Linked DNA regions of Homo sapiens: region 1 is linked to region 2. The links are chromatin loops, found by intact Hi-C in ENCODE. Cell type or tissue: HepG2. All regions are shown on one strand. Each heading gives the region's core, and the rest is flanking DNA. Links, peaks and the distances in the headings are about the cores only. Region 1 has its middle 250 kb from the start of ACO1. Region 2 has its middle 130 kb from the start of ACO1.

Evidence for each region. Peaks named below come from ENCODE experiments on the same cell type or tissue, not always from the same donor. Only the 100,000 strongest peaks of a DNase experiment are listed, where the experiment ranks them.
Region 1: a loop joins it to region 2, with 4 times the contacts of the local background. A loop is called at or near these places in 8 of 110 quality-filtered maps.

The regions. Positions count from the first base shown.
Region 1 is chr9:32,129,442-32,145,806 of GRCh38, reverse strand. No RefSeq gene overlaps it. Among named protein-coding and RNA genes, the nearest start is that of ACO1, 250 kb to the left of the region's middle. In HepG2, for the core only: a CTCF peak has its summit at 8,993; a DNase peak (open chromatin) is centred at 8,876.
Region 2 is chr9:32,249,450-32,265,814 of GRCh38, reverse strand. No RefSeq gene overlaps it. Among named protein-coding and RNA genes, the nearest start is that of ACO1, 130 kb to the left of the region's middle. In HepG2, for the core only: no CTCF peak of the experiment used is centred there; a DNase peak (open chromatin) is centred at 9,404.

The sequences.
Region 1 (16,365 bases), core at 4,118-12,117, 120 kb after region 2:
AAATGACACAGACACACATAGAGTGGTTTTAAGGAGTGAAAAGTTTAATAGACAAGAAAGAAGGAAGGAAGAAGAAAACAGCTCTGCCATACAGAGACAGCGGGAGGGGGGATATGAACAAAGAGAAAACTCCGTGTGTGCTGAAAAGTGGCTGCTTATATTGGGATGCTGGAGGAGGCAGTGTCTGGTTTCCATAGGGCCCAGGGGATTGGTTTGACCAGGTGTGTCATTTACGTAGCCCGCAAAAAACCTGGCCCTCCCACCTTAGCCCTTTAAAATGCAAATGTGGGTTGCCATTATGTTCCAAACACATGGTGTTATCTGGCGGTCGCCATGATATTTGGTACCTCTGGTGATAAGGAGAAGGTGGTGGGAATTACCATTTTGAGTGAAACCAGTTTCTAAAGGCCAGCATTTGCATATCAAAGCTTGCTGGCCAGGCTTTTCAAGCAGGTTTTTCTGTTAGAAAAGAGATGGTTGGATTGTGGAAGACAGTGTGGTGATTCCTCAAGGATCTAGAACTAGAAATACCACTTGACCCAGCAATCCCATTACTGGGTATATACCCAAAGGATAAATCATGCTACTATAAAGACACATGCACATGTATGTTTATTGCGGCACTATTCACAACAGCAAAGACTTGGAACCAACCCAAATGTCCATCAATAATAGACTGAAGAAAGAAAACATGGCACATATACACCATGGAATACTATGCAGCCATAAAAAAGAAGAGTTCATGTCCTTTGCAGGGACATGGATGAAGCTGGAAGCCATAATTCTCAGCAAACTATCACAAGGACAGAAAATCAAACACTGCATGTTCTCACTCATAAGTGGGAGGTGAACAATGAGAACACATGGACACAGGGAGGGGAACATCCCACACCGGGGCCTGTTGGGGGTAGGGGGCTGGGGGAGGAATAGCACTGGGAGAAATACCTAATGTAAACGACGAGTTGATGGGTGCAGCAAACCAGCATGGCACATGTATACCTATGTAACAAACCTGCATGTTGTGCACATGTATCCCAGAACTTAAAGTATAATAATAATAATAATAATAATAAAAAGAAAAGAGATGGTTGGGGTGGTTGTTTCTAATTACAAGAAAATTTCTACTGAGAACATTTACCCTTACTATCTGCCTAAAAATCATTTCTTAATAACTCCTGTATCACTGGTACCAAAATCTGTATTAGTCAGGGTTCTCTAGAGGGGACAGAACTAATAGGATAGATGAATATATGAAGGGGAGTTTATTAGGAGAATTGACTCACACAATCACAAGGTGAAGTCCCACAGTAGGCCATCTCTAAGCTGAGAAGCCAGGAAGCTCGTCTGAGTCTGAACACCTCAAAAGTAGGGAAGCTGATAGTGTAGCCTTCAGTCTGTGGCCGACAGCCTGAGAGCCCCTGACAAATCATTGGTGTAAGTCCAGGAGTCCAAAAGCTGAAGAACTTGGGAGTCTGATGTTCAAGGGCAGGAAGCATCCAGCATGGGAGAAAGATGGAGGCCAGAAGACTCGGGTCAGTCTAGCCCTTCCACGTTCCTCTGCCTGCTTTTATCCTATTCATGCTAGATGGTGCCCACCTGAATTAAGGGTAGGTCTGCCTCTCCCAGTCCACTGACTAAAATGTTAATCTCCTTTGGCAACACCCTCACAGACACACCCAGGAACAATACTTTGTATCCTTGAATCCAATCAAGTTAACACTCAATATTAACCATCACAATCCTGTTAACCAGCTCATGGAAAAATAAGTAAAAATGATTGTACAAATATTTGGCAATTTCACCCAAGGATAGCAGGGAGTGTCTTGATTTTAAATGATAGCATTATTTTACTGTGATCTCACAGTAAATTAGAGTTTTAAAATATATATAAAATATATATTAATATATTAATATAATACTTAATATAAAATAAAAAATTTCAGTTTCTTTTTAAAAAATGTAGCCTTGTGTTGCATTTTACATCTTAAGCTATTTGTACATGATTTCATAAAAATAATAATGGAAAAAAAAGTAGAGTGAATAAAGGAAAGTAAGTTTAAATGTCTCAAGTTTCCTTAGTTATTATTAAACCCTTATATAATTTGTATACAGAAAAATATGTTTTAATATATAGGTAAAAGCCATTCTACTGTTTTGCACAGGGTCTGGGAATGCAACAATGGGAAAGTCAGTCCTTACCAAGATCTTAAACAGTCTTGGGTTTGCTTTCTAATTAATTTGACTTTATTAACTCACCACGATGACATTTTTGTCTTGGAAGAGGGTTAGTCTGTGTTAAGTGAACTGATAACAAGCCTCTTTATAGAGCAATATATAGATTAGTTACTATTTGCAGCAATGGTAACCTAGAAGTCTTGTGTTGTTGATTGGTGCATCGTCTTTGCCTTAGGAACAACTAAGAAAAAAAATCAATTTCAGATGATGTTATTTGGTAAGTAAAGGGTCAAAATAAATTAGTGGAATGATTTATATTACTTTATGTATTATGAATTATACCTTAAATAATTATAATGAACTAGAATAGTATTATTAGCCAGAGTACTTCTCCCCTGATCTATATTGTTGGAACACATTCTTCAGTATCCACTTGCAAATGTTCTTGTAATTACCAAATTATTGGCATTACCATAGTCAGTTTTATAGCTTATATTTCATAATTGCATTTTAAGTTGGCAGTTTCCCAGCTGAGTTAGAAGTTAGCATAACCCCATCAACATTATGTTTATAAGTCATATTTTAATGAGTTTTCCTTATTGGAAGACATTCTCATATGGAAAGTACCAGGCATGTACAGGGATTTTGTGATCTTTTAATCAAAGATTAAATAAAAAGGTGATTTGAAACAGGGGACATTATGTAAATACAATATGCCACTCATTAATCCTTCTATTCCATAATCTATGAATCTTATAGACTGAATCTTGTCTTTATTTGAAAGATACTTTTCCTTTTATTCTGAACAGTATATTTTATTCATGTTATTAAATATTCCTATGAAATTGATAATAAGTATAATGAAGAACATCAACAAAGTGAGACATGCAGTAACTCACTCATGGAGGCAAATGCTTACTTGTTAATCTTGACTAACTCAACTTTCAGTGGATCACCCCTTCTATTAAAGCAGCTTATTTTCTATGGTAGACATCTGCAAAATGGATCATATTTTCCTTTTACAGAAACAGAGATGAGTATTACATCAGTATTCACATCAACAAATAACAGTTGAACTTGAAATTTCAAAAGTTATCGTAAAAGCATATACCATTGACATTTCTGATTAAAATGGTGAGTTGCTTTTCCCCCTAAATGGCTAAAACTGACAATGTGATTTTCCATGTGTGTGTCTGTTTTGCTATAAGAAACATTTTTCAAAGAGTCTCAATTACTGATATGTCTTTCCTATCAATTTCACCTTTGTGCCATGTCACATCTCTTTAAGAAAACCAGTTTAACAATTTTCCAGCTTGCAAATAGGTGAATTAGGAAATACATTCATGAAGTGAATTATGAGATAATCTAAAGCACTTACAGCCAAAATTGATTCATAAAACTCAATTTACACTAATCCTTTCAGACACTCAGGCAGCGACCAGATGATACAGAACTATAAATAATAAAAGATAAGGTTCTAGTGAAATAAACTGAAGGTATAACCAAATACAGATGAATAGCCTAACTGACATTGTGGTCAGGAAAACTCTGAATTAGAGAATGACTTCTGTGTATAAAAAGGTCTTTCTACGAGTTTGCCATTTTAAAAAATGTTGTAATTATTAAATGTTCTTCACTTAAACACTTGAAAAGATAGAAAAAAAGCGAGTTTTCTGCTTTACTAAAACTTATAGGAAAGGCCTTTTTTGTGTAAACATTGGTTTTTGTGGAAAGTTATGGTTATAGAGAATTGTGATTCCTTATTGGATGGCAGTTAATCTCTTGTTAGAAATAGTATTCCTAATGCTAAAATACATCTTATAAGGCATTTTCTATGATTTTAGTTGAATTCTTTCTAAAACTTGGTAAATTCAGCAAATGTTTCTTATTCACATTTTATTGGTCAGCAAACAGAAACACAGGTATTAAAGGACTTGTCTTAGGATACACAGTTATAATAATAGAGTCTTTCCAACACTTTAGGGAAAGTTTAGCAACCTGATACTTCCAACTGTAAAGATGCTGAGAGTTTAAGCAACTTGTCCTGCCAAGTTGGCAGAGTGAAGTGGTGGCAGAATGAAAACTAAGTCATAAACATTGAATATTTAGAAAACAAAGTTACAGGACTTTGACTATTTAGAAAACATTTTCTAGGAAAACTCCTTGTTTAGGCTAGAATTCAAATCTACAGTGTGTTTATAACAGAGTCCTGAAATATTTATCCTGAGTGCTGTGGCTTATTCCTTCCAGGATTAGTAGAACCTTGACCTTTCCTCCTTGAGGCCATAATTGACCAGAGTCTTTCTCATGCATTGCTTCTGCCTCCTGCCATTGGAGTGGAATTAGCAGAAAATGACATCTTCCACGGAGCAGGCAGTCACTGTGCCTCCTTGCCTTTCTGCAACTGTGTTTCTCTCTGCAGCATCTACTTCTTTGCCCTGTAAATTGTGAAGGCTCAGCAAACAAGACTGGCTTAGTAGAATTTTGTGTCAGTTGAATCTAAACACAAAACTATCTGATATAACTATAGGCAGCCTAACACTGTAATCTTGGAGGAATAGACAACAATTGTAGGACTGATAGGGCTAGGTTTAGAAAAACAATTCCGAATACAGCAAATGATGTTCACTGGCTTCAATTTATGGGCTGCCTGATAGTTATATATTTCTGTGTGATTTGAGGCATTTATCTTTTTTCTGTCTTTTGATATTTTAGTAAGATGTTGAAAGGAGCTGCATTGGAGTTTACTGAGCCAGTTGCTAGAATGAACTGGCAATACATATTTACCATCTGTTCTTAAAGAATGAAAATCCCAAGTTCCATTAATTCACCAATATATGCTAATCCATTTGTATTTCAAGATGAGATTATTGACTTTGGCATCGAAATGTGTTTTATTCCTAAAAATTTTCCATACTGTTAAGGTTAAGCACCTTTTCCTTAGTCTTCAAGGAAAGTTAAAGACTTTCCTTTGAAAAGGTGCTTTGCTTGCATCTCTTACAGAAGCACTTTCATAACACAATGGGAGCTATCGTTTGAATCACTCATTCCACAAGAACAAGAATCTGCCATAAGATCTCCAGGTGGTTTCAGGTAGAAGAAGGGTGGAGAGTGTTGGCAGTAATATGGTATGCAGCTACTATTTCCCCAAATCTTTCTCTAGGCAGAATATTTCAGGAAATATTTATTCTAGAGGGCTCTTAAAAACATTTTCATTAAAAGATTATGCTAAAAATCTAATTTTAAAAATCCACACAACAGTCTTAATTTTGTGAATGTCATAAGAAGCTAGGGAATTCTGCTAAATCCACTTTTCTGTTATCTGGAAATTCTCTAATTTACTGAAGGTTATTGATAGGAGGAGAAAGGAGATGTGAGAGAGGGTTGGCAGAAAGAGCTCATGTTCTTACTCCCAAAGTCCTCTGGAATCATTGTCACCCGTGGACTCTGGCCTTATCACTGGTTCTGCTGGGACTTCTGTCTCCCAATTCTTGAAATTGCATTATGCATATGTTTTCTCCTAAATATTGCCTTTATTATCATCTCCTGGAAAATAGGTGACTCATCTTCCTCGGTATTGGGAAGAATGTGCTTCTTGTGTCTATTACCAACCAAACTAAAACCTGGAAAGGTATGGAAGAAGGAAATACAGAAGGTTGATGCTCAAGACACTTATATGTTGAATGATGTATTTCATTTAACCTATGCCACAATATTTTGTGCAGAGTTTAATAATAATCGTAAGCAACATGTCAAGGCAGAGTTTGAACATTATTTAGCAATCCATTGTTTTAAATTTCTAATCTGTTTAAACTCAAAATATTCTTCTCTATGGTATTCTTCTGTTTCTCTAAGCAATTTTTTCAAGATTGCAAAATGTGAATCATAATCAGCTGAACCAACAAAAAATCACATGCTCAGTGAAGTTTCGTTAGCTCTGTTATTTAAAGCTGATCTGCTCACACAGCTCCATTCCCACTGGTCCTCTTGCTATTCCTTCACATTTTAAGCTGCATATCTGTGGCAGAGTCTCTGCACTGCCCGTTTCCTCTTCCTGGGACATCTTTTCCCCAGATCATTACCAAAATCATCACTCTCTTCCTTCATCCAGGTCTGTGCCCAAATTGCACCACCACCTCTGAGAGGGCTTCCTTTACAGCCCTATCTCAGACAGCAGCCTGTCACTCTCCTCTTATGCTGCTTTTTTTTTCAGCATTGTCACTACTTACTATATTTGTACCCATTTATGGATGGATTGATTGCTTGTTTTATGCAGTAAAGCATAAGCTCTATGAGGACAAAGACTTTGCTTTGTTCACTGTACATTCATTCCTAACATCTAGGGGAAAAAAAGGTGCCTGGAACTTCATAGGCACTAGGTAATTAAAAAAATAGCTTTAATGCTTGCACATTCCACCTTTAATAATTGCCTTTTGAAAAATTGCCATTATGGAAAATACTCAAAAAAACTTCAAATGCACCTGGCAGTTTTAACCTGGACTTTAACAGAGACTATACATTGCTGTAATGTGTTCTTTTGTTTTTAAAATGTAAAAGCAAATTTTTAATAGACAAGTCATAATTATGTTACATTTATGAAGTGCAATGTGATGTTTTGATATATGTATGCAATGTGGAATGATTAAATTGAGCTAATCAACATATCTATCACTTTACTTTTTAACTTTTTTTATTGATACATTTGAAACTTACTCTTAATTATTTTGAAATATACAATACATTATTATCGATTATACATACCCTGCTGAGCAACAGATCTCAAAACTTATTCCTCCTGTCTAACTGAAACTTTGTATCCTTTGACCAGTTATTTACTCCCCATTCCCTCACTCCCTTACCCCAGAATCTGATAGCCACCATTCTTCTCTCTAATTCTGTGAGTTCAACTTTTTTGCAATTCCACATATAATTGAGATTATGCAGTATTTGTCTTTCTGTGCCTGGCTTATTTCACTTAGCATGTCCTGTAGATTTACCTATGTTGTCCTAAATGACTGAGTTTTATTCTCTTTTGAGGCTGAGTTGTGTTCTACTGTGTAAATATACTACATTTTCTTTAGCCATTCATCCGTTGATTGACACTTGATTCCATACCTTAGCTAGTGTAAATAATGCTGCATTGAACATGGGAGTACAGACATCGCTTTGACATATTTCTTTCAATTCCTTTGGATGTATTCTCAGAAGTGGGATTGCTGGACTGTGTGATAGTTTTATATTTAGATTTTTGAGGAACCTCCATACTGTTTTTCATAATGGCTGCACTAACTTACATTCCCACTAACAGTGTACAGGGTTCCCTTTTGTCCATATCCTTGCAAACACTTATCTTTCATCTTTTTGATAAAACCCATTCTAACAGGCATAAGGCGATATCACATTGTGGTTTTAATTTGCATTTCCCTGATGAGATGGTGCTGAGCATTTTTTTCATGAACCTGTGGTCATTCATATGTCTTCTTTTGAGATGTGTCTATTCAGGTCCTTTGCTTATATTTTAATCAAGTTATTTGTTTACTATTGAGTGAAAGAGTTCTTTATGTATTTTGGTTATTAGCCCCTTAACAGATATATGTATAGCTTGCAAAATATTTTTCCCAGTCTGTGGGTTGTCTCTTCAATTTGTTAATTCTTTTTTTTTTTTTTTTTTTTTTTTTGGTTGCTGGGCAGAACGTTTTTAGTTTGATGCAATCCCATCTGTCTATTTTTGCTTTTGTTGCCTGAGCTTTTGGGGTCATAGCCAAAAAATCCTTGCCCAAACAGCAGTGTTATGGAGCTTTTCCCCTAAGTTTTATTCTAGTAGTTTTATAGTTTTAGGTTTTACATTTAGATCTTTAATCCAATTTGAGTTGATTTTTGGGAATAGTGTAACATAAGGGCCTTATTTCATCTTTCTGCATGTGGATAACCGGTTTTCCAGTGCCATTTACTGAGTGCATTGTCCTTTCACCATTGTGTGCTTTTGGCACCTTTGCCAAAAATCAATTTATTGTAACTGTTTTGGTTTACTTCTGGATTCTTTATTCTATTTCATTGATCTATGTGTCTGTTTTTATGCCACTATCATGCTGTTTTGGTTATTACAGTTTTGTAGTATATTTTGAAATCAAGCAGTGTGATGCCTCCAGTTTTATTGTTTTTGCTCAAGACTGTTTTAGCTATTTGCAGTCTTTGTATTACTACACAAATTTAAGGATTGTTTTTTCTATTTTTGCAAAAAGTCACATTGGAATTTTGATAGGGATTGTATTGAATCTAGATTGCTTTTGATAGTATGGACATTTTAACAATATTAAATTATCCAATCCATGAACATAGGATATCTTTCCATTTATTTGTGCCTTCTTCAGTTTTTTAATAACTGAATTGACATCTTGATCTTCCTAAGTAGATCAGATTCCTCTTTTCAATGTTTCCTATAACTTATTACAGTCTGTAAGTTGCAGACTGTAAATACAAAAAGTTACAGTTTGTAAATACAAACTAACATTCGTGTACATATATATATACACACACCCACACACACACTCCCCCTCGTTAGAGTCTATGTAATACAGACCTCAGATAACAATGTTTAAATAAGAGGTTTAAACAAGAAGGAAGCTTACTGCTCTTAGTGTAATAGCCTGTAGGTAGGCTGTCCCAGGGCTGGCAGGGCAGCTTTGATGCATGAGGTCATCCAAGGACACAGCTTCTGTCTTGTTACTCAACCATCCCACAGGCACAGTCCTCCTGTGTGCCATCCTAGATAGCCATCAGTTACACATGCCTGCCAGCAGGGAGAGAGTAGGAGACAAGACGGGCAAACTCTCCTTTCCTGTAATAGTGTGATAATTTCCAATAATGAGGGAGTCTGGGAAATGGAGTATTCATTATACCCATATGAAAGTTCATTTATCAAGGAAGACAAAATAAATTATATTGGAGGACAAGTAGCAGGCTCTGCTACAATCTCTTTGTGTAAGAATTTAATTACTGTTCCTCTCTATCACTGAACCTCTATCCTCTGTATCATTGAACACCTATGATTTTTCTGTTTAATCTTTGGGTCCCAGCACAATGTCACTACATAATAGTCACTCAGTAAATACATAGTTAAATAATTATTTTATTGATGATGCCGGTATCAGCTGGGAATATTCACTTATCACATAGAAAATTTTTCAAAAAGAAGGAAGGTAGGAAGGTTATTCTATCAGTCTAGGCAAAAGGAGAGGAAAGTTGAAATAGGGAAGTGTTGATAAAGATGCAACAGAAAGATGTGAGGAATTTAAGGCTTTACAAGATAATGGTGGGAACTGAGGGAGAGAACTGTCTGAGGAAGTTGGGAAGGGGAGGTGATAGGGTCTTCTGTAATGGTCACTAGGCCTTCCCTAGGGGAAGAATGGGCGGCTCAGGGAGGGTTTCTGGGGACTCTGGAGGTTCTCAGATGGCCCCTCTTTCCATTTTATGAGCTGCCCAGATTCTTAAAAAAAAATCACCATTTTTGTGAAGCTTAGTTTCCATTATAATTATTTCCCTTTCAAACAAATAAAAAATTCTGACTGACACGTTACTGAGAGAGGGGTCTTGAAACTTGTACCTGGATTTGTAGATAACCCTTTGCTTATATGTAGACATTTGCAAACATCCCAGTGTATAAGCAAACATTCTTGGAATGTTAAAAGAAACATATTGCCAATATAGCTAAGCTTAATGTAATAGAAAAAATACTCACTGAAAATGTATAGATACATTACAAAGATTAAAAAGTGACTGCTGTTGAATGTGATAAACACTTTCTATTAAAAGTAATATTTTTGGTGAAAAATCTTAATTTCTATAATATGCAATAGCATAAAATAAACTGCATATAGGGGTCACATTTGAAAATTATAAAAACCTGTTTTACTTTGAGACTTCATATACCTAAAATAACAATAACAGTAGTCAGCAATGATCCTAAAACAACACAAGGCAAATATAAAAATAGCTTTTCTAAAAATGATGATATTAACTTCAGCGGGGGAAAAAAATGACAAAGACAAAAGGTATTTTAACTATCAGGCTTTTATCATGTCATCCTCATAAGATTAAGTCAGCTTTGCCTAAGGTAGAGGCAGTTTCACATCTTACTTTGTGTTTCATGGTAACAATTGCAATGGAAAAAGGTCACTTTCACAACAAATTGATCCAAGATGAAAAGTGAACAATAATGCCAGTATTATTTTGCTAAAGTCCTCTGTGAATTAAAAGTAGCAAAATTTATGATGACATATGTGGTTTGCCATGTTGGTATAATATTTATGTTTGAATCAAGAAATCTAAAAAAAAATTTAATGTGGGCTATATTTGGGCTATATTGAGTGTAAATATGTTTTACGTAGTTCTAGTATAGTACAGGATCAATTTTTATAGTTTTTATGCTTAGTATTATTTCATGCTTCTCACCTTTTTCAGTATCATACTTATTTTGAGTAAAAAATGTGTCTGGGACAGCTTATGATGCTTATGATGGGCTTTGTATGACATGCTAAATAATTTGAAAATTGGTTGGAAATGCTGAGACATATGAGTATTTAACAGGGGAGTAAAATAGTGAGTCTGATTTCAAAAAAATTACTCTGTGACAGTGAGGAAGACTGATATGAGGCAGCCAGGTTGTAGGAAGGAAAATGAGGAGATTCGACATTTGAAATTGCATATGTTCTTTCTCTATACATTAAGGTGTTTGCTAAATTGCTGTTTGAACTTTTCCTCCCTCTCCTTGTCCTCCACCTTCTTTAGTCTTCAGACTGCAGTTAACTTTCTGAGAGGGATATTTTTACTTAAAACCTTTGCTGTCCTAGTGGCAGAGCTTCCAGGAATCAGGACTAAGGACAGATTTGAGTGACTACCATCACATTGTGTTCAGAGTTCTTATTCCTCACCAACAACTAGACACTGGTATTGGGTTAAATTACTCGAGCTAGCCTCCTTCTTATGTAGGACAGATCTGTTTCTGAGTGTCCAGGTTCCTGACTGAACAGATGCATCAGTTTATTAGACATGCCCACATATGTCGGAACCCCAGGAACTGATGTAACTCAGGATCTTTCTCAGGTGGCTCCTTGGCCCTGTAAATAGGCTTCTGAAGGTATATCTCATCAGTTTGCAAAACAAGCCTAAACCTGCCTGAATCCCAGCAGTGAGCGGGAGTGTCTCAAACTAAGTCCCTCATCTACAGCAGTTGCGGTCAAAATAATATCAAATAACATAACTGGACTGGGTCTCTTTGTATCCAATTTAATACTTCTCAATGAGTTTTCACATACTTCATCTTCACAAAAACACTTTGAGATACATTGGGAAGGCATTTCTTATAATCCCATTTCCAAATCAAGAAAATAGTAGGAAATGTGAAGCAAATAGGAGGGGCAAGACTAGAAAGTAGCTTTCTGATAACTGAAATGGGAGATAAATAGGAAACTAACTGATTTTGTAGCTGCAAGAGCAGGAGAATGGGCATGTGAAGTGATATGGAGATAACTGAAAACTAAAAGGACAAGAAGAGCACAAACCCGATTAAAGGAGATGAAAGACATCAAGTCTTAGGTGGGGAGGGTGGTGGTAACACATAAATGTGAAGAGAAATCTTCCCTACCTGATATCAAGAATCAATATGAGGTTTCTGGGATAAACATATAATAAAACAACTTTGTTCTGAATTTGCTTTCAATAAATTACAGGGGGAAAATACTCCAAGTAGTTAAGATCATTTAGTCAAAAATGTATCTGTCAGATCTAATCAGGTTTGTAGAACATTAACACTGCAGTTAATTCACTTCATGGTACCATATTGAATATAAGTTACACCTTTGTTTTATGTGTCACTAAATTTTTTTAAATGCTGCCAATTAAATATGGCAAGCCAGTAATTATAACATGTATCTTGATTTCAGAGCTGATGAAATATTTACAAATGTGTGTCTCAGATTAATTTAATGTCATTAATCATACTTTCCAAATATATTTTTATGTGAATGATAGAATCTGTGCACATTAGTTGATGAAGTTCATTGTGCAAAAGACAAACTTACCTAGTTGGCTAATGATCTCAATCACTTGCCATGTGACAATCTGGGGAGAAAAATGAACCTTATAAACTGCCACAAAGAAAGCATGGTACCACGCCTGTAATCCCAGCACTTTGGGAGGCCGAGGCGGGCGGATCACGAGGTCAGGAGATCGAGACCATCCCGGCTAAAAAACGGTGAAACCCCGTCTCTACTAAAAATACAAAAAATTAGCCGGACGTAGTGGCGGGCGCCTGTAGTCCCAGCTACTCGGGAGGCTTAGGCAGGAGAATGGCGTGAACCCGGGAGGCGGAGCTTGCAGTGAGCCGAGATCCCGCCACTGCACTCCAGCCTGGGCGACAGAGCGAGACTCCATCTCAAAAAAAAAAAAAAAAAAAAAAAAAAAAAAAAGAAAGCATGGTACCTCAATATTTAGAGTATTTCATTCCCAAGAAATATTTTATGGAAGTTAAAACGAAGAAGATAGCCAAAGCGGGTTATATACACATCACGATATTGATTCTTCCTATTCAGGAGGATGGGATGCTTTTCCATTTGTTTGTGTCCTCTCATTTCCTCGAGCAGTGGTTTATAGTTCTCCTTGAAGAGGTCCTTCACATCTCTTGTTAGCTGTATTTCTAGGTATTTTATTCTCTTTGTAGCAATTGTGAATGGGAGTTCATTCGTGATTTGGCTCTCTGATTGTCTATTGTTGGTGTGTAGGAATGCTTGTGATTTTTGCACATTGATTTTCTGTCCTGAGACTTTGCTGAAGTTGCTTATCAGCTTAAGGAGTTTTGGGGCTGAGATGATGGGGTTTTCTAAATATAGGATCATGTCATCTGCAAACAGAGACAATTTGACTTCTTCTCTTACTATCTGAATACACTTTATTTCTTTCTCTTGGCTATTGCCCTGGCCAGAATTTTCAATACTATGTTGAATAGTAGTGATGAGAGAGGACATCCTTATCTTGTGCCAGTTTTCAAAGGGAATGCTTCCAGCTTTTGCTCATTCAGTATGATATTGGCTGTGGGTTTGTCATTTATGACAACAGCTCTTATTATTTTGAGATATGTTCCATCAATACCTAGTTTATTGAGAGTGTTTAACATGAAGGGATGTTGACTTATCGAAGGCCTTTTCTGCGTCTGTTGAGATAATCATGTGGTTTTTGTCATTGGTTTTGTTTATGTGATGGATTACATTTATTGATTTGCATATATTGAACCAGCCTTGCATCCCAGGGATGAAGCTGACTTAATCGTGGTGGATAAGCTTTTTGATGTGCTGCTGGATTTGGTTTGCCAGTATTTTATTGAGGATTTTTGCATCGATGTTCATCAGAGATACTGGCCTGAAGTTTTCTTTCTTTGTTGTGTCTCTGCCAGGTTTTGGTATCAGGATGATGCTGGCCTCATAAAATGAGTTAGGGAGGAGTCCCTCCTTTTCTATTGTTTGGAATTATTTCAGAAGGAATGGTACCAGCTCCTCTTTGTAACTTTGGTAGAATTTGGCTGTGAATCTGCCTAGTCCTGGGATTTTTTTTGGTAGGCTATTCATTACAGCCTCAATTTCAGAACTTGATATTGGTCTATTCAGGGATTCGACGTCTCCCTGGTTTAGTATTGGGAGGGTGTATGTATCCTGGATTTAAAACATTTCTTCTAGATTTTCTAGTTTATTTGCATAGAGGTGTTTATAGTATTGTCTAATGGTACTTTGTATTTTTGTGGAGTCAGTGGTGATATCCCGTTTAGCAATTTTTATTGTGTCTATTTGATTATTCTCTCTTTTATTCTTTATTAGTCTAGCTAGCAGTCTATCTATTTTGCTAATTTTTTTCAAAAAGCCAGTTCCTGGATTCACTGATTTTTTGAAGGGTTTTTGATGACTCTATCTCCTGCAGTTCTGCTCTGATCTTAGTTATTTCTTCTGCTAGCTTTTGGATTTGTTTGCTTTTGCTTCTCTAGCTCTTTTAATCGTGATGTTAGGGTGTTGACTTGAGATCTTTCTAGCTTTCTGATGGGGCCATTTAGTGCTATAAACTTCCCTCTTAACACTGCTTTAGCTGTGTCCCAGAGATTCTGGTACATTCTCTTTGTTCTCATTGGTTTCAAAGAACTTCTTGACTTCTGCTTTAATTTCATTATTTACCCACAAGTTATTCAGGAGCAGGTTATTCACTTCGCATGTAGTTGTGTGGTTTTGAGTGAGTGTCTTAATCCTGAGTCCCAATTTTATTGCACTGTGGTGTGAGAGACTGTTTGTTATGATTTCCATTCTTTTGCATTTGTTGAGGAGTGTTTTACTTCCAATTATGTGGTCAATTTTTGAATAAGTGCCATGTGGCACTGAGAAGAGTGTATATTCTGTTGATTTGGGGTGGAGAGTTCTGTAGATGTCTATTAGGTCCACTTGATTAGAGCTGAGTTCAAGTCCTGAATATTCTTGTTAATTTTCTGTCTCATTGATCTGTCTAATATTGACAGTGAGGTGTTAAAGTCTCCCACAATTATTGTGTGGGAGTCTAAGTCTCTTTGTAGGTCTCTAAAAACTTGTTTTATGAATCTGGGTGCTCTTGTATTGCGTGCATATATGTATTTATGATAGTTAGCTCTTCTTGTTGAATTGATCCCTTTACCATTATGTAACGCCCTTCTTTGTCTTCTTTGATGTTTGTTGGTTCAAAGTCTGTTTGGTCAGAGAGTAGGATGCAATACCTGCTTTTTTTTTTTTTTTTTTTTTTTTTTTTTGCTTTCCATTTGCTTGGTAAATTTTCCTCCATCCCTTTATTTTAAGCCTATGTGTGTCTGCATGTGAGATGGGTCTCCTGAATACAGCATACTGATGTGTTTTGACCCTTTATCCAATTTTTCAATCTGTGTCTTTTAATTGGGGACTTTAGTCTATTTACTTTTAAGGTTTATATTGTTATGTGTGAATTCGATCCTGTCATCATGATGCTAGCTGGTTATTTTGCACACTAGTTGATGCAGTTTCTTCATAGTGTCTTTGGCCTTTATATTTTGGTGTGTTTTTGCAGTGACTGGTACTGGTTTTTCCTTTCCATAGTTAGTGCTTCCTTCAGGAGCTCTTGCAAGGCACTCCTGGAGGTGATGAAATCCCTCAGCATTTGCTTGTTTGCAAAGGATTTTATTTCTCCTTCACTTATGAAGCTTAGTTTGGCTGCATATGAAATTCTGGGATGATAATTCTTTTCTTTAATAATGTTGAATATTGCCACCACCGCCCCCTTTCTGGCTTATAGAGCTTTTGCTGAGAGATCCACTGTTAGTTAGTCTGATGGGCTTCTCTTTGTAGGTTACCTGGCCTTTCTCTCTGGCTGCCCTTAACATTTTTTTCCTTCATTTTGACCTTGGAGAATCTGATCATCGTGTGCCTTGGGGTTGATCTTCTTGTGAGTATCTTAATGGTGCTCTCTGTATTTCCTGAATTTGAATGTTGGCCTGACTTGCTAGGTTGGGGAAGTTCTCCTGGATAATATCCTGAAGTGTGTTTTCCAACTTGGTTCCATTCTCCCCATCTCTTTCAGGTACTCCAATCAATTGTAGGTTCAGTCTTTTTACATAGTCCCATATTTCTGGAAGGTTTTGTTTATTCCTTTTCATTCTTTTTTCTCTAATCTTGTCTGCCTGCCTTATTTCAGCAAGATGGTCTTCAAACTCTGATATTCTTTCTTCTGCTCGATCGATTCATCTATTGATACTTGTGTATGCTTCACGAAGTTCTTGTGTTGTGTTTTTCAGCTCCATCAGGTCATTTATGTTCCTCTCTAAATTGGTTATTCTAGTTAGCAGCTCCTGTAATCTTTTATCAAGGTTGTTAGCTTCTTTGAATTGGGTTAGAACTTGCTCCTTTAGCTCAGTGGAGTTTGTTATTACTCATCTACTGAAGCCTACTTCTGTCAATTTGTTCAACTTATCCTCCGTCCAGTTCTGCACCCTTGCTGGAGAGGTGTTGTGATCATTTGAAGGAGAAAAGGCACTCTGGCTTTTGAGTTTTCAGCATTTTTTCGTTGATTCTTTCTCATCTTCATGAGTTTGTCTAGTTTGATCTTTGAGCTTGCTGACCCTTGGATGAGGTTTTTGTGGGAACTTTGTGTTAATGCTAT
Region 2 (16,365 bases), core at 5,587-13,586:
AAATAACTTATGTAACTTATTTAACTGTAAAATAAAAACTTATTTACTGTAAAATAAAAACTCCTGCTTGCATTCTTGCGTTAATCTTAAAGTTTCCCCAGAATACACAGAACTTATTATAGATGATCAAAGGCCACTTTTGCTCTGACCAAATTGAAACATACAATATGTCTTTCTTTTTCCCTGGGCAACTGTGAGTGTCAATATAGATTTTCCAGACCAACCACTAAGTGGTCCTGGAGGAACCCCAAATCTATATTATAGTTTAGAGAAATGGGTCACAGGTCAGTCCTTTATTTAATCAACATACCAATTCTGAGCATACAAGTTTGTTTTGTTATTTTTAAAGTTTCTTTCTAAAATAACAGGGTAAGTATGATAGGAAGCATTTTATGTCAGTACTAAAAGTGAGGGAAGAATAAAACAGAAGATTTGAATAATTGCTGGAACACATAAGGCAGATGGAAGAGGACTGAAGAAATACAAAGTAGAGGTGAGAACCCTTATCTACAACGCAGACAAAGGAGGCGCCAGTGCAGAAGTGATTGGATGCTTCTAATCTCAAGCTCAGAGATGGCTCTGTGGGAGTTGGGCCAGCGCTTTGCTCTGTGAACTTGGCTGAAACCACCTTTGCAAAGATTATGACAGTGACAGGTATCTGGCATGGCTGACTCCATCTTGCTTCTAGCTTCACAGGCTGGCTGTCCTCACTCTTTCCTGGGTGTAAGCCAAGCTAATCATGGGAGGAATTTAGTTTATAGTTTAACTTTGAAACAAAGATGATAATAGTCCTTCCCTAAAACTGCACCTCTCCTTGTTCAGAGACTGAAACTGCCTTTGTAAGACGAATAAAAGGCCAGGAGATTAGGATTATGGGAGGGGCCTGGATTCTGCTAAAATGTAGGCATGGTTAAATAATATTCAGCCATTCGTTCCTTAGGTTGCTTTCATATAATTCCTTACTGCTCAGGAGTCATGAAGCCGGAGGTCACAAGATTTGTGACTTCTCCAATTGCTCCTGTAGATAATATCACAATTGTAAATGGTAAAATTGGTCTTTTGAGATGTATTTCAGACTTTTGTATTCTGAAGACTGACTGACTCCACCTGGACCCATGACTCATGACTCAGCTGGTACTGTGGCTCCCACCCAGAGGCTGACTCAGCACACACGGACTGTTTTCCACACTCCTACGATTTCATACCCAACAAATTAGCAGCACCCTAGCCCCCTGCCCACGAGGTTATCCATAAAAACCCTAGCCTCTGAGTTCTTGAGGCTGATTTGAGTAATAAATTTTATTTTCCACTTGGCTAGCCCTGCATTACATTAATTAAACTATTTTTTTGGTGCAAAAAAGTGCATTGGCTTTTCTGGGCAGTGGGCAAGATGAGCCCCTTGGTGATTACATGGTTGGCTGGCTGCTTTGGTAGGAGCTGCTCTCTAGAGGTAAAGGGGAGGAACTGCCATGGGGGTGTGTGTTCCAGGGCATGGTTTGCTCTGGGCATTGGATTGTGAGCTGCAGTATTTTTCTCTATCTTCGGAGGTGAAGGTACTTTAGTGGAAAACTAGTAGCAGATACTATATTAAACTAGATGTCTAGGGCAAGTAAAGGCTTTAGAAAATACGGAAGAGACTTGTATATATTTTAATATAATTGGGTTTGGCAAAGAACCTGAAGAACGATTGGAGAGAAAGGGAAAGACAGTGAAGCAGACAATTAGGTAGATGTGGAATAGGAAGTGGGGTGTGTGTGTGTGATGCTATAACATTTATACTTCAGGAATCTGCCTTTAGAATTATTAGAATAAGACACAAGCTTGATTAGTATTCCTACTGGGCCTTTTGTTTAACTTCCAGCAAAAGGCTTTATTTCCCTGAAATATGATTCCAGTATGATGATCATAAGCCTTGCTTAATTTTAAGACATTTCCCTTCACTTATGAAAAAGGGCTCATCGGCAGTCCCTGCCAAAAACTCATTAAAATACATTTTAAGGTCCATTTTAAGGTCATTTTTAGTATTCATTGCAGTGTTAATTAGAAAACTGCAGTTTCCTTTCTTCCTACCAGAAACCCTCTCCAGTAGCGTCTTTGACTGAGTTTGGCATTTTTGCTGACTGCCCTGCTTCCCTGAATTTAACTCTAACAGAATAAATGGCTCTATTTTTGCTTTGCTGTATTTTCTTTAGCTCATAGTTTTGCAGCTTCAATCATTGATAAACCTAAAGCTGTCATTTTTTAATTTATTGAGATGCTCTTCACATTCTCCACAGAGTGAGCTAAGATGCCAATGAAAGTCCTTACTGCAAAAGTGAGATTACAGAAAATAAATTTATATGTTCCAAGTACTAACTTGCATCAAGTTGAGTCCCAGTTTCCTAAAAGTACAAAGGTCTCATATAAATTTAATATATCCTTATTGCTACATCTTTGCAGACATTCATCAAATGTAATTAAGTTACTGCTGTCAATAAAATGCAGAGAGGTAAAATATAGACTTTATTATGTATGTGTGTGAGAGATTCATTGAAGAAGACATGGGAAACCCAGTTTCTGGTTCCGGTTACATGCTTTGTTTTTATAGCAAGATGGAGAGAAATACTAAGCTAGAGTTTACAAAAGTTGGCTAGGTCTCAGAATTACATGGGAGCTCTTTAAAAATACAGCTTTCTGGACTTAACTGAAACCTACTGAGTTAGCCTCTCTAGTGTTAGGGTACAGAAATTTGTATGTGTGTAGAGCACCCCAGAGATTCTGATACAGTTATTCCTCTGAAAATGGTTTGACAGTATCTTTTACTAGGAATAAACAGAAATATTAAAATTAAAATTTTTTATCCGTATTTGTTTAATCCAGGCAAATATATAAAAATAATGCAGGCCTAGCCAGAATCATCTCTTGAGCCTCAGATGGAAGGAGGTGAAGCACTTCGTGCCCATGGGTAAGGGATATAAAGTCAGTGGACAGAGACTGGGGATCCTATCCCGGAACGTGATTAAGGATGAACTGGAATAAAAAGTCCAAGACTAGTCTCTGGAGCTGAGGGATAGTTCTAAGGCAGGGGACACAGTAATGGAGCAGCAATGAGGGGCAGGGGGAAAGAGGACCACCATACTGCATAACTCCAGGAACCATTCACATGATACTTGTACTAGTTATCGATTGCTGTGTAACAAATCACCCCAAATGATTTCTTTGGGGTGCTTAAAAATATTTATTATCTCATAGTTTCCATGGGTCAGATATCTAGGTTTCTCATGTAGTTGTATTCAAGCTGTTGGTTGGTGCTGGAGTCATCTTTGGGCTGAACTAGGGGAGAATCTTCTTCCAAGCTCATTTATGGTGGCTTTTTGTGAGGCCTCAGATGTGCTCTCAAGCTCCCTGATGTGGTTGCTGACGGGCCTTGGTTCCATGCCATGTGGGCTTGCCTGTGGGATGGCCAGGAGTCCTTTTTATATGGCGTCTGGCTTTCTATTGAGTTATGGGGGAGAGGGAGAGAGGGAGAGAGGGAGAGAGGGAGAGAGGGAGAGGGGGAGAGGGGGAGAGGGGGAGAGAGAGAGAGAGAGAGAGAGAGAGAGAGAGAGAGAGAGACTGGGCACAGAAGCCACAGTCTTTTTATAACCTAGTCTCAGAAGTGACATTCTACATGTCATCACTTCTGGGTATTCTATTCACCAGAAGTGCATCACCAAGTCCAGCCCACACTCGACAGGAAGAGTATTAAGCACTTTGAAGGGAGGAATATTAAAGAACTTGTAAACCTATCTTTAAAACCTACACAGTAGCCTGTGTCCCCTGCCTCCTCTAGCTGGGCAGCGCACAACATCCATGTCTGTACATGACAGCCTGGTTGAAAACCAATGGTCAAGAGCAGGAATAGAAGGTGAGACAAACCTGAGTTTACCTGAAGAAATTATGGGTAAGGAGTAGGGATGCGTGTGAAGGAATGGAGCACGGTGGCCAAGGGCCCAGGCTTCAGTTTCAGTGTCTTTATCTGTGTGTAAAGGGAGTATAAACAGGCAGTAATTGTGCCAGCCCTATAAGGTCGCTTCCCACATTAAGTTCTCCAGTGAGCTTTGTTGTTTCTACCACTGCAACACATCTCAGAAGTATCCTTTTTTCTCCATAGCCATGGCCACCTCCTTTTCCCCAATCCTCTACCATCTCTGAATGATAGGAATCTGGATGGCAGTAATGATATTCCCACTAGTTTCCCCACTTCCACTCTTGCTTATCTAAGGTTCATTCCCCTCTCAACAACTGGAATCATCTTTAAAAAGTACACAAATGATCATACCATACTCCAGCTTAAAGTATTCAGTGCTTCCCTGTGGTTTTAAAATAGAATCAAAATTCCTCACCATAAACCATAAAGCCCTGAACCACCCAACTCTCACTTATCTTTCCAGATTTACCTTGAACAATTGTACCCCTGGCATTTTTTCTGCTCATCTAGCAAGCCAGGCTTTTTCCCAGCTCAGGGCTTTTTCCCAGGCCTGTCTGGGATCTCTTCCTCCAGGTCTTTGCATGACTGTCTACTTCAGTTCTTCAGATCTCCCCAGAGTGACTTTCCTGATCACCAGAAATTTTTTATCTCTTCATTTAATTATTTTCTTTCCTTGCACTTACGTGGTCTGTAATTGTCTTGCTATTTTTTGTTTTCTTATTTATTGATGTCTCCACTTGCCTGGAAAGTGTGCTCCATGAGGACAGTGCCCTGTCTATTTGGTTTGTTTGCTGTTATATCCTCAGGGGTTAACCTGATCCCTGGATCATAGGAGACTCTCAAATAGAGTTGCTGAATGAATAAATACATACATGAAAACATATATTAAATGCTTCCCCTAGTTACCCTTTGGCACATATAAGCCCAAATATATATTAGATAATTACATATTGGAAATACAGTTGACCCTTGAACAACATGGATTTGAACTGCATGGGTCCACTTACATGGGGATTTTTTTTTCAACCAAATGTGGATTGACCAAATATACTGAAGGCTGACTTTTCCTATGTGTGGGATCTGCAGGACAGCTATGGGACTTGAGTATGCAGGGATTTGAGTATAAGTGGGCAGTCTTGGAACAAACACCCTGCATAAGCCGAGGGGAGGCTGTACTAACATCTATTTTGCATGACTGGTGAAGCAATAAATTAGGATAGTGTGTGAAAGGCACCAGCTGTAGCCCCTGGTAGGTTAAATCAACCACCATTTGTTAAGCGCCTAGTATTATATTTGTGTAAGGCAGGTGGGGGCGGGGCGGGGGGGTTCGCATATGGCTACTCAACATCTGTATGTTTGGGAGCTCCTAGATATTTAATTGAAGTTTCAAAATTTTCATATTGATATTATTTAGATTTTAAAATCCCACACTACCGAATGTTGTGCTCATGTAGAGAAATGTGAGACAAGGGAGTATATTATTACTCTGGGCACAGTTTGAACCATAAAATATGTCACTAAATAGACCTTAATGTTGGAAGCATCATTAACTCAAGCATTCCATTAGCTTGTGTTTCCTACACTTGACAAAATCAATCTTGTTTGTGTTAGAATATTTTTTCTCCTATAACAGGGATATAAATGAAAACATTTAGATAGTACAGAAAAACCATCAAGAGAAAACAATTCCTTCAATATAAGGGCTGCTACTGGCTTGGGTTTCATTCTGGGTGCTGGGTCTTCCACTGGGACATCCCACATCATGTCTCATGGTACCTCCCTTGGCAGAGAACTTGGCACAGGGAAGCTGCTCAATAAATGCTCCTTAAAGGAAAGTGAATGTGAACTGAAGTCTAGACCAACACCTTATGGGAAGACATTGTTACCTTTGTAGCACAGGATTGATGTGTTAACAAATGGGAGACAAGATACCTAGTCTCAGGAAGTTGATTATTTTTAGTTTCTTCTCTTGCAGGCAGTCTCAGAAAGTTAACTTTCTTTTCCATCTTCTCTAATATTTTCAGCCTCTCTACAGCTCAAACAATCCCTCTGTCGCTCAGCACGATAGAGTGGCCCATAAAGTCTCACACTCCATTTCCTAGAAGACAAATCTAGGGGCTTTTGATTTTATGCATTGTAATATTAATCAAGACATGAAAAAATAGGAGGTAGCATATATAATAAGCATATAAAAATATTTTATAATCTCCTTCTGAAAAAGTAACTAGAATACCTGTTAGACTTCTAACCTATGCCCTTTTTCTTGGGGAAGTGTTCATCAAACCTCCTATTCTTCCAATCTAACTCCTTGTAGAAGGGACCTTCTTTGAGCAGTTACGAAGAGGCAAAATAGATCAGTAGGTGATTCTCATTGTGTGAAGTGGGTGATTTTTATTTCTGAGAATGTTTAGCTTGAATGATTTCCATTTTAATTGAATTTTCGCCCAACCCAGGAAGAGTCATCTTAAACAGTCACCACACTGGATAATGATATGGTCAGTAAAGGGTTGTCTCTGAATAAAAAAGAGACCTCTAAGAGGGAGGGTTTTATGCTATTCTGGTAATTCCCAGCATATTTCCCTGTACTTGTAAGAAAGCAAATTTGACTTGTCAGTCTTTTAAAAATTTCAATTTTGAGAATAAGTTATAATTTAATTCACTTCCATTCATCAATTCACAAACATGCTTTGTGCTAGGATCTTGGGATACAAATTTTAAAAGACATGTTCCAATTTCAAAGATCTTCAAGTAGAATGGGAGAGACAAAGCTGCAAAGAAGCACATGCGTGACAATTCTATGACAGAGGCAGGAGTACAGGGCATGGTTAGTTATAAAGAAGAGAGGAGTTAATTTTTTCTAGGCTGGCAGATACTAGTTAATTGAGTGTCAAGAGATAACATATTAATTATCTATTGCTGGGAAACAAATTACTCCCCAGACTTTGTAGCTTCAATCAACAAAATTTATTATAGTTTCACTGGGTCAGGGGTCTGGGTATGGGGTAGGTGGGTGGTTCTTGCTTAGTTTTTTGGGAGGCTGCAATTAACATGTCAGCTGGGCTGCAGTTATCTTGACTACTTGACCAGGGAGAGATTTGCTCCCAAACTCACTCATTGTTGTTGGTAAGATTCGGTTCCTCATATGCTTTTGGACTGAAGGCCTCAGTTACTTGCTGGCAGTTGGGGCTTCTCTCAGTTTCTGGCCACTTGGGCTTCTGCTTAGAGCAGCTCACAACATGGCAGCTTGCTTCACCCCAGTGAGCAAGGAAGAAGAGGCAGAGAGTGAGTGTGAGCAAGACCAGAGGCATGGTCTTTTGTGATCTAATCTCTAAAGTGGCACCTCATCACTTTTGCCATAGTTCGTTCATTAGAAGCAGGTCACTAAGCTTAGCTTACACACAAGGGAAGGGATTACACAAGGGTATGAATACAAGGAGATGGGGATCGCTGTGCACCCTACTGGAAGCTGACTGCAGATGAGCATTTACCAAGGTAGACTTAGGATGGTGGAAGAGGAGAGGCACATTCAAGGAAGAGAATGCCAGATGAGCTAGCCTTGAAAGTGTGAACAAGGCCTGATTGGAGAATTTCAAATATTTGTCTGGGATGCAGGGTGCAGGGGTAGAATGAAGAGTGGTGATGGTGGTGCTCATAGTAGTGAAGACAGAAAAGGATCTTAGATAAGTAAGAGATAGGTTCAATGAATATAAAGTTACAGTTACACAAGCATAGTAAGTTCTAGAGATCTGCTGTACAACATAGTGCCTACAGTTAATAATATGGTATGTGTACTTAAAAGTTTGTTAAGAGGGTAAATCTCGTGTTAAGTGTTCTTACCACAAAACAGAACAAACACAACAAAACCAAAAAACAAACAAAAAACCCATGGGGACACAAGGAAACCTCTGGAAGTGATGGATGTTTGTTATGATTGTGGTGATGGTGTCATGGATATATGCTTACATCCAAATTCATTGAATTATACATATTAAATATGCACCTTTTTTGTATATTAGTTATACCTCAATAAGGCTATTAAAAAAGGATACAGGTTATGAAGGGCTTTGTAAAGAGAAACAGAGAAAATTAAACTTTACACCGAGGGCCTGGGGAACTATGAAGGAATTTTAAGGAGAGGCATGATCACACATTTACCGTTGGAAGATTACTTTTATGGCAGTGTTGATAAAGAGGTTGTTTATCTTGCTAACAGTTGATCCCATTAGACCCTCATAACCAACATGCCTGTCAGCTTTTCTGGCCTATGGAAGTGAGGAGATTCAGGGCTATGCCATGAGCCGTGATTAATCTGTTGCTTGATTATGGGGCCATGTGTGTTGTGCAAGTTGTGAAATGGCAGAAGAGTAGGCAACTGATCTCTTTTTCTTGCATCAATTTCAGGAAAACTGGAAAAACTTAGATCAGAAGCAGTCGTTCGTTTGTTCCTTAGTGGAATAAAACTTACTTAGCTTTTATAGATTGTTTACTTTAGTTCCATTGAAGGAGAGCCACCCACCATTTCTTTCTTGAAACCTTACTGTTCTATAGTTGGAAAGTTTTGAAAAGGCATATGCTGGTGACCGTCTAGAGATTTAGAATGCTTTCGAAATAGAAGACAATAAAGCAATCATGCCTCAGTTCCTTCATTGTAAAGTGAGGGTCTTGATCATGGTGGTCTCTGAGGCCCCAGAGAGTTCCACATGCTGAAATTTTCTGTAATAGGCATAATTGCTTAGAAATCTACTTGGTTATGGCCGGGCATGATGGCTCATGCCTGTAATCCCAGCACTTTGGGAGGCCAAGGTGGGCGGATCACAAGGTCAGGAGATTGAGACCATCCTGTCTAACACGGTGAAATCCCGTCTCTACTAAAAATACAAAAAATTAGCCAGGCGTGGTGGCCGGCGCCTGTAGTCCCAGCTACTTGAGAGGCTGAGGCAGGAGAAGGGCGTGAACCTGGGAGGTGGAGCTTGCAGTGAGTCAAGATCGCCCCACTGCAATCCAGCCTGGGGGACAGAGCGAGACTCTGTCTCAAAAAAAAAAAAAAAAAAAAAAAAAAAAGGAATCTACTTATTTTACTCCTAAAGATTAATTTTAAGGCAGAGTATATTCTTCCCATTTCAGCCTGACATTAACTCTTTGATGTTTTTGGGTTATAACATTTTAGAAAAAGGCCTTTCTTCTATTATTGTTGAAAAAGAGCTTTCTTACTGTACTATTGCAAAATATTTAGAAAAGCAGTTGCTAAGATAAGATCGGAACTTGTGAAATGCTTTTACTTCCCACTACACTGCTGACAGGCTGAACTCCTTTTTTCTTTTCCAGCAGAAACATTGTCATTTCCGACAGAGAATATATAATGCACGAAAAGATGGACAGCCGAGAGTGATAAAGCACAAGTGGAGGGTCTGTTCCACCTTTGTCAGTCAGCTAGGAAGTAAAAAGAGCCATTCATGCACCTGAGTTTGCCCAGAGTCATCCTGCCCCATCTGCCGCTCATGGAGCAGAGCAATACCCTAGCTATGCAGTGCTGGAGCGAATCCAAACATGTTTCTTTTGAATTGAGATGAGGTCTGTGTGGTTAGATAAAGGGGCTCTCTATTTGCCACCACCTAGAGAAAGTTCTTGAGCTTGACATCATGTGAAGATGGCAAAAGAATTTGTGGGAAATGACTGGACTCTTACTCTGCAATGAGAACTAGGTATTATTTGTTGTACACATTTGCAAAAGGGAAATGTGAGATTCTGTGATCTCTGCAGGTCCTCCTCACTAAAGATGAAGTGAGATCCTCTACCTAGTGCAAAAGGTATATTTGGGGAGCTTTAAATATATTTTTAATAATTTATTTTTAAGCTGGGTTGTTAACACACAGATGTTCATTATATTGTTTATGCTTTTCTATGAAGAAAGCACAGGTAGCAGTGACATTTCTAAACAACTTTGAGATATCAACATATAATAAACACATATTTAAAGTAGGCAATTTGATAAGTTTTGACGTATGTATATACTTGTGAAGTCATTACTGCAATTAAGAAAATGAACATACCCATCAAGCCCAAAATTTTCTTCATGCTCCTTTGTAGTCTATCTCTTCTGTTTCTCCATAACCTGCTAACTTGCTGAAACTATGGATTTCCTTTCTGCCACTGTAAATTAGATTACATTTTCCAGAATTTTATGGAAGTGGAATCATGCAGTATGTACCCTATATTGGCTCACTTCTTTCACTCAGCATATTTTGAGATCCATCAATATTGTTGCATGTAACAATAATTTATTCCTTTTCATTGGTAAGTAATATTCCATTAAAGGGATATGCCACAATTTATTTATTCACCTGCTGATGGACATTAGAGTTGCTTCACAGTTTTGCTTATCATAAATAAAGCTTCTATGAACATTCTTATACAAGTTTTTTTTTTTTTTTTGTGTGTGTGTGTGTGTGTGTGTGTGGATATATTCTTTCATTTCTTTTGGGTAAATACCAAAGAACAGAATGGCTAGATCATATAGTAGGTATATATTTAGTTTTTTAAGAAACAATATAACTATTTCCCAATGTAGCCATACCATTTTGCATTCCTACCAACAGGATTGAGAGTTCCAGTTCCTCCACATTCTCTGCAATGCTTGATACGGTCAGTGTTTTTAGTTTTAGCCATCCTAATAGGTATGTGGTCATATCTGATTTTAACTTGCATTTCTTCAATGAGTAATGACGTTGGACACGCTTCCGTATGCTTATTTGCCATCTATATGTTTTCTCTGGTAAATTTTGTGTTCATTCTTTTGCCCATTTTAAAAACTGGTCTGTTTGTTTGCTTATTGTTTGGTTTTGACAGTTCTTCACATATGCTAGATGCAAGTCTTTATCAGGTATATGTTTTACAAAAATTTCCTTCCAGTTAATGACTTGCCTTTTCATTCTCTTAGGAGTGTCTTTTAATAGTAGAAGTTTTAAATTTGAAGACAAATTTATCATTTTGTTCTTTCATTGATTATGCTTTTGGTGTTGTATCTAAGAAATCTTTGATTAACCCAAGGTCTCCAGGATTTTTTTTTCTTATTTACTTTTTAAAAGTTTTATAATTTTTGGGCTTTGCATTGAGATATATGATCCATTTTGAATTGCTTTTTGGCCTTTTGGCTAAGATCAAGTATAATTCATTTTGAGTTAATTTTTTAATATATGAAGTACAGTTCTAAGAGCATTTTTTTTGCATAGGGATATCCAATTGTTCTTGTACCATTTCTTGAAAAAATTATCTTTTGCCACACATATTTCAATTTTTTCTCCACACCTGAGGCTTGTCTTTTTTTCTGACATTGTCTTTTGTAGTACAAGAGTTTTGAATTTTGATGTAGTCACATTTATCAATTTTTATCATTTATAATTTGTAATTTGGGGGCTGTATCTAAAAAACCTTTGCTGCTTAAAAATATCTTGGCTAGAATTGGATCTCCAACCTTTAACTATCTGCCTATTGTATGATAATCAAACATGCAAATATGGATGGAATATTTTTAGTGTAAGGAATATACTAATATTGTGAAGATACTGTATTATTTCAGAAACTGTAGAGACGCCAGGGGAGTTGCAAGTGGCAAATTAGGAACAGAAGAAACTACAAAACTTTGTTGGGAAGAAAGAGAAAGAAATTGCCAAATGTACCTCTAACTATTTTTGAGAACAGAAGGCTGATAGTGGTGGAGATGAGATGAGGCTTAGCAGCAGGTGCAAATTCATGATGATGACAGTTGATGTTAATATGCTGGGGAGTAGGTGGTGTGTATACTTGTACTTAAAGTGAAAGATCAACCATAGAGTATCAGTGTCCATCATCTCATTCTGTGAACAATTACTGGAAATCATTTTGGCACAGAAAATAAGTTACTCATGTTCCTTCTCTGACACCCAGAAAAAACCCAGCTTGTGATTCATGTGATAATTGGCTTCTCTTCTTCTCACACGCAGGGGACTCTCCTTGGTCAGCATCTTTTCCTGTTCCCAATCTCTGCCACTTCCCTTGGTCTGTGTGGTCAACCTGCACACTCCTTAGTTCCAACAGCTACTTTACCTTTTACCTCATTTAGGTCACTGGATGTGTGCTGGTTCCCTGTACCTTAATACGTATGCCTATACGCAACTATCTCCTCCAACTTTTGCTCCAGTTCCAGACAAAGGAGGAATGATACCCCTTCTCCTTAAATCCAGCATGATCTTCCTTTTTAGTCATTCTCTCTTACTCATATCCTTATTGCTGTCTTTCCACTGTCTTTATTATTTCTTGCAGTAAATCAATATGTTCATGGGTCTTTGTCCTTAAAAAAGTCCTGTGTGGGACCCTGAATCCCCTTTTTGTTGTCTTCCTCTTTTATCCACATTTTTTTCAAAGAGTAATAATGCTATTCCCACTTCTACTATTCCAGCTTTCTTTCTTTCTTTTTTTTTGAGACGGAGTCTCGCCCTGTCGCCCAGGCCGGAGTGCAGTGGCGCCATCTCGGCTCACTGCAAGCTCCACCTCCTGGGTTCACGGCATTCTCCTGCCTCAGCCTCCCGAGTAGCTGGGATTACAGGCGCCCGCCACCATGCCCGGCTAATTTTTTTTGGTATTTTTAGTAGAGATGGGGTTTCACTGTGTTAGCCAGGATGGTCTTGATCTCCTGACCTTGTGATCCGCCCACCTTGGCCTCCCAAAGTGCTGGGATTACAGGCGTGAGCCACCGCGCCCGGCCTCCAGCTTTCTCCTCAATCCACTGCATCCTGGCAGAGGATGCCTTCATCATTCTATTGAGATTGCTTTCCCTCGATCCAATAGCTCTTTCATTGTCATATCTAATGGACATTTTTCAGGTCTATTTTACTTAACTTATGAGTTGCATGTACTTCTTTTTTTTAAACTCTGTACCTTGGATACCATGAAATTTTACTTCCTTGGTTCTTCTGCTTTGCAGACTATTTCTTTATTGTCTGTATGCTCAATAAATTTGCTTTTTTTGGTAACATATTAAGTGACTCATCTAAATGAATGATAAGTATTGTATGCACACTGGACCTATTTCTTGTTTCTTGTCAAGCTTTTAAGTTGGGTACCCAAATGAAAATCTTACTGTTAACTTCTGTTTTTTATTTGAGTATGTCAAATGTTTTAATTTAATCAATTAACTTTTCACTGACATAAGTTTAGTAGAGAAAGCATCCCCTTGGATCTGTTTACCTGTTCTTTTTTTTGCACAAAGCTGAACAGTCATTAAATCTGGGCATGAAAACAGCTAAGTCCAGAGTATTCAACTCACAGGATGGGAATAAAGAGAGCTGTTCTTTAAAAATTAGGCAAACCTTAGAAATCTGTAAATGAAAATTGAAATTTGGAGCCTAGAGGTAGAAAATGTAATTAAAGAGAATATGGAAGCTCTAAGATTTTTTTTTTTTTCTGGGCAGAAGTAAAAAATAAGCCAATCTTATTTGCCTTTTTCTCTACCAGATAAGAAGGCAATACAAAGGCTTAGAAATACAAAGTTGCCTTTGACATTTAAATATGTTTTTGACATACAGTGTAGTAATCCTTGTTGAAGTCAGAAATGTAGTGTGCAGGCATGGAGTTAAGGCTAAATTCCTTATATGTATAATTTCATTGTCATGTTTGGTAGAATAGAGAGAAAACATTAAATGTGAACATATATTCCTGTCCATCAATATTATTATCTTCTTACTGGGTAGAATTAATCTCTTAAAAATCTTGTCTAATTTAAACCACTTTGGGACATTTAAAAAAGTGTCAGTGGTTATTTCATTTGGTCAAAATTTCAAATATATACTTTTTCTTAAGAAAACTATTTAAATGCCTTGAAAAGAAGTCCATGAAGGCTTATGCAGGATAAGACAATAGCATTTATATTTATTCTTTATTTTAGCACAAGAGATTTTGTTTCCTTTCACTTGCTCACATGAAATATAGCTGGTTTATGCCCAATAAACAGCACTAGCCTTCAAAAAGAGAGTGGCAGCATGCCTGACTAATGACAGTTTAAAGCCTCTGATGCACAGGGATCAAATTAAATAAGCCTTCTGTGTTGTCAAGATTTAGAATCTACTGATGCACCGACATTTATTCATCCGCTTTTTATTTAGCTTTGAAGGCTCGCAGGTCAGTTGCGTCTGATTACTCTGGACTCCTTCCAGAACTAGCTGAGGCCAAAGGAACAGGCACAGTTACAATTCCACCAGGTGGCAGTCTTTGACGGAAAAACTTTTGTGTGCAACCACTGGTTGCTATCCTCTCCTCCTCTCCATCCCTTTCTTTTTCTCTTTCTATATTTTCCCCTCTCGTTCCTAGGAAACATTTCATTTTTCTTTATGAATGTATTTAGCATTTATTTACTTTCTTACTGTCATGATCTTCTTTCCATCTCTGGAATAATGAAGGGGATTTCTGAATACAATTGCAGCAGAAGGGACTATTCTCCTTAGTAAAAGCAGATAAATTACATAAAAGGTGACCAAATTAAAAAAAAAAAAGAATCAAATGCTAACCCCCCACCCTGCAAAAGAAAACTACATAAAATAACAGAGACCAAATGCGCTTATAATCTATCCTGTATGCCCTAAAAAAATCCATCCTGCTTTTTTTCCTGGAAAAAAGTGGTTGTTGAACTGACTACATTTGCTTCACGAACTAGTCAACAAAGCTGTCTTCTGGAGCAGACAGCTTAGACAGATCTGAAAACCTCATGTCCACTTTGCTTTTTACCTTGGAAGGATTGTTTATCGACGGGGCATGAAGATGAACAGAGAGGCCTGGTCTGCTCTTCCAGGACTGGATGGTCCCTGCATAGCAGGAGGCAGAGTTGCATAAATCAGTCTTACTAAACCACCAGGCTATGCATAGGTGAGACAGAGTTGACTGAGTCAAATAAATTGTTTTGCTCAGTCCTCACAACTGTACTTTAAATTACAATGATGAGGCCGGGTGCAGTGGCTCACGCCTGTAATCCCAGCACTTTGGGAGGCCGAGGCGGGTGGATCACGAGGTCAGGAGATGGAGACCATCCTGGCTAACACGGTGAAACCCCGTCTCTACTAAAAAAAAAAAAAAAAAAAAAAATCCAAAAAATTAGCCAGGTGTGGTGGCGGCGCCTGTAGTCCCAGCTACTCGGGAGGCTGAGGCAGGAGAATGGTGTGCACCTGGGAGGCGGAGCTTGCAGTGAGCCGCGATCTCACCACTGCACTCCAGCCTGGGCGACAGAGCGAGACTCCCTCTCAAAAAAAAAAAAAAAAAAAAAAAAAAAATTACAAATGATGAAACTAAGAATCATGTGAGCCAGCAACTTGCCAAGGCTATGTGACTGTCATCATCAGAGAAAAGACTCAGACCCAGGTCTATTTCATGCCAAGACCCTAAAGGCTGTCTAGGTTGCCTCCAGTTTAATTATGCCAGACTTTTCTCCCAATTCCTTTCCTTTCCTCCATATTAAGTCCATTCTCCACATTTTCCATATCATTTTCTTATTCTTGTATCCAATTTCTCATCCTCCAGACCTTTACCAGATTCTCATCCTAAGTTACTTGTTTTATGAGTAGCCTGTTCATGACCTCTACCTATTCATTTCCCAGTTGGGGAGTCCTCTTTTCTTCATTAATTTCTATAGGTTTTTAAAAAATATCTTAAGTACATTGCTACCTTGTCATACATATTTCAAATATTTTTTAAAATAACTTCATTAGTCTTCTTCAGTTTGCTTACGGAAACTTTTTTCTATGTAGAATATTTTATGCTTTATAAATTTGAATCTGGTAGTTATTTCTGTGATGATTCCTAGCTTTGTTGTGTTGTTTGCACAAATGTTTTCATCTCAAAATTGCAAAAAATATTTTCCTTTGTTTTCTACTAGGATTTTTGTTTTTGTTTTTTTTTTTTTTTTTTTTGGTCTTTATTGTTTGCTTTGAAATCTTTCAGGCCAAATGTGGTGGCTCACGTCTCTAATCCCAGCACTTTGGGAGGCAGAGGCAGGAGGATTTTTTGGGCCCAAGTTTTCGAGACCAGCCTGGGTAACAAAGATGTAAAAGTTCATTCTTAAAGATATAAGAAGGATAAAATTTTCCTTATAATTATATTTTTATCTTTATTTTCCTTTGTAAGCATTTTAAAAATAGATAGGACAAAGGTAAATTTAATGCACTTCCAAACTGAATTATGAAAAATAAGAGTACCAAAGACTCAATATATAGTCTAATATAAAGACTATAATATAAATACAAATACAAAATTTACAAGTATGTCTATATGTATCTTCCAAGCTCAATACACTTAGAAATGCTTCACTCATTTCCATAAGGTATCTAGCTATGATAACTTTTAAACTCTACCTACCCATTTTTAGTTGCCTTTTTTTGAAGGATGATGGGTGGATA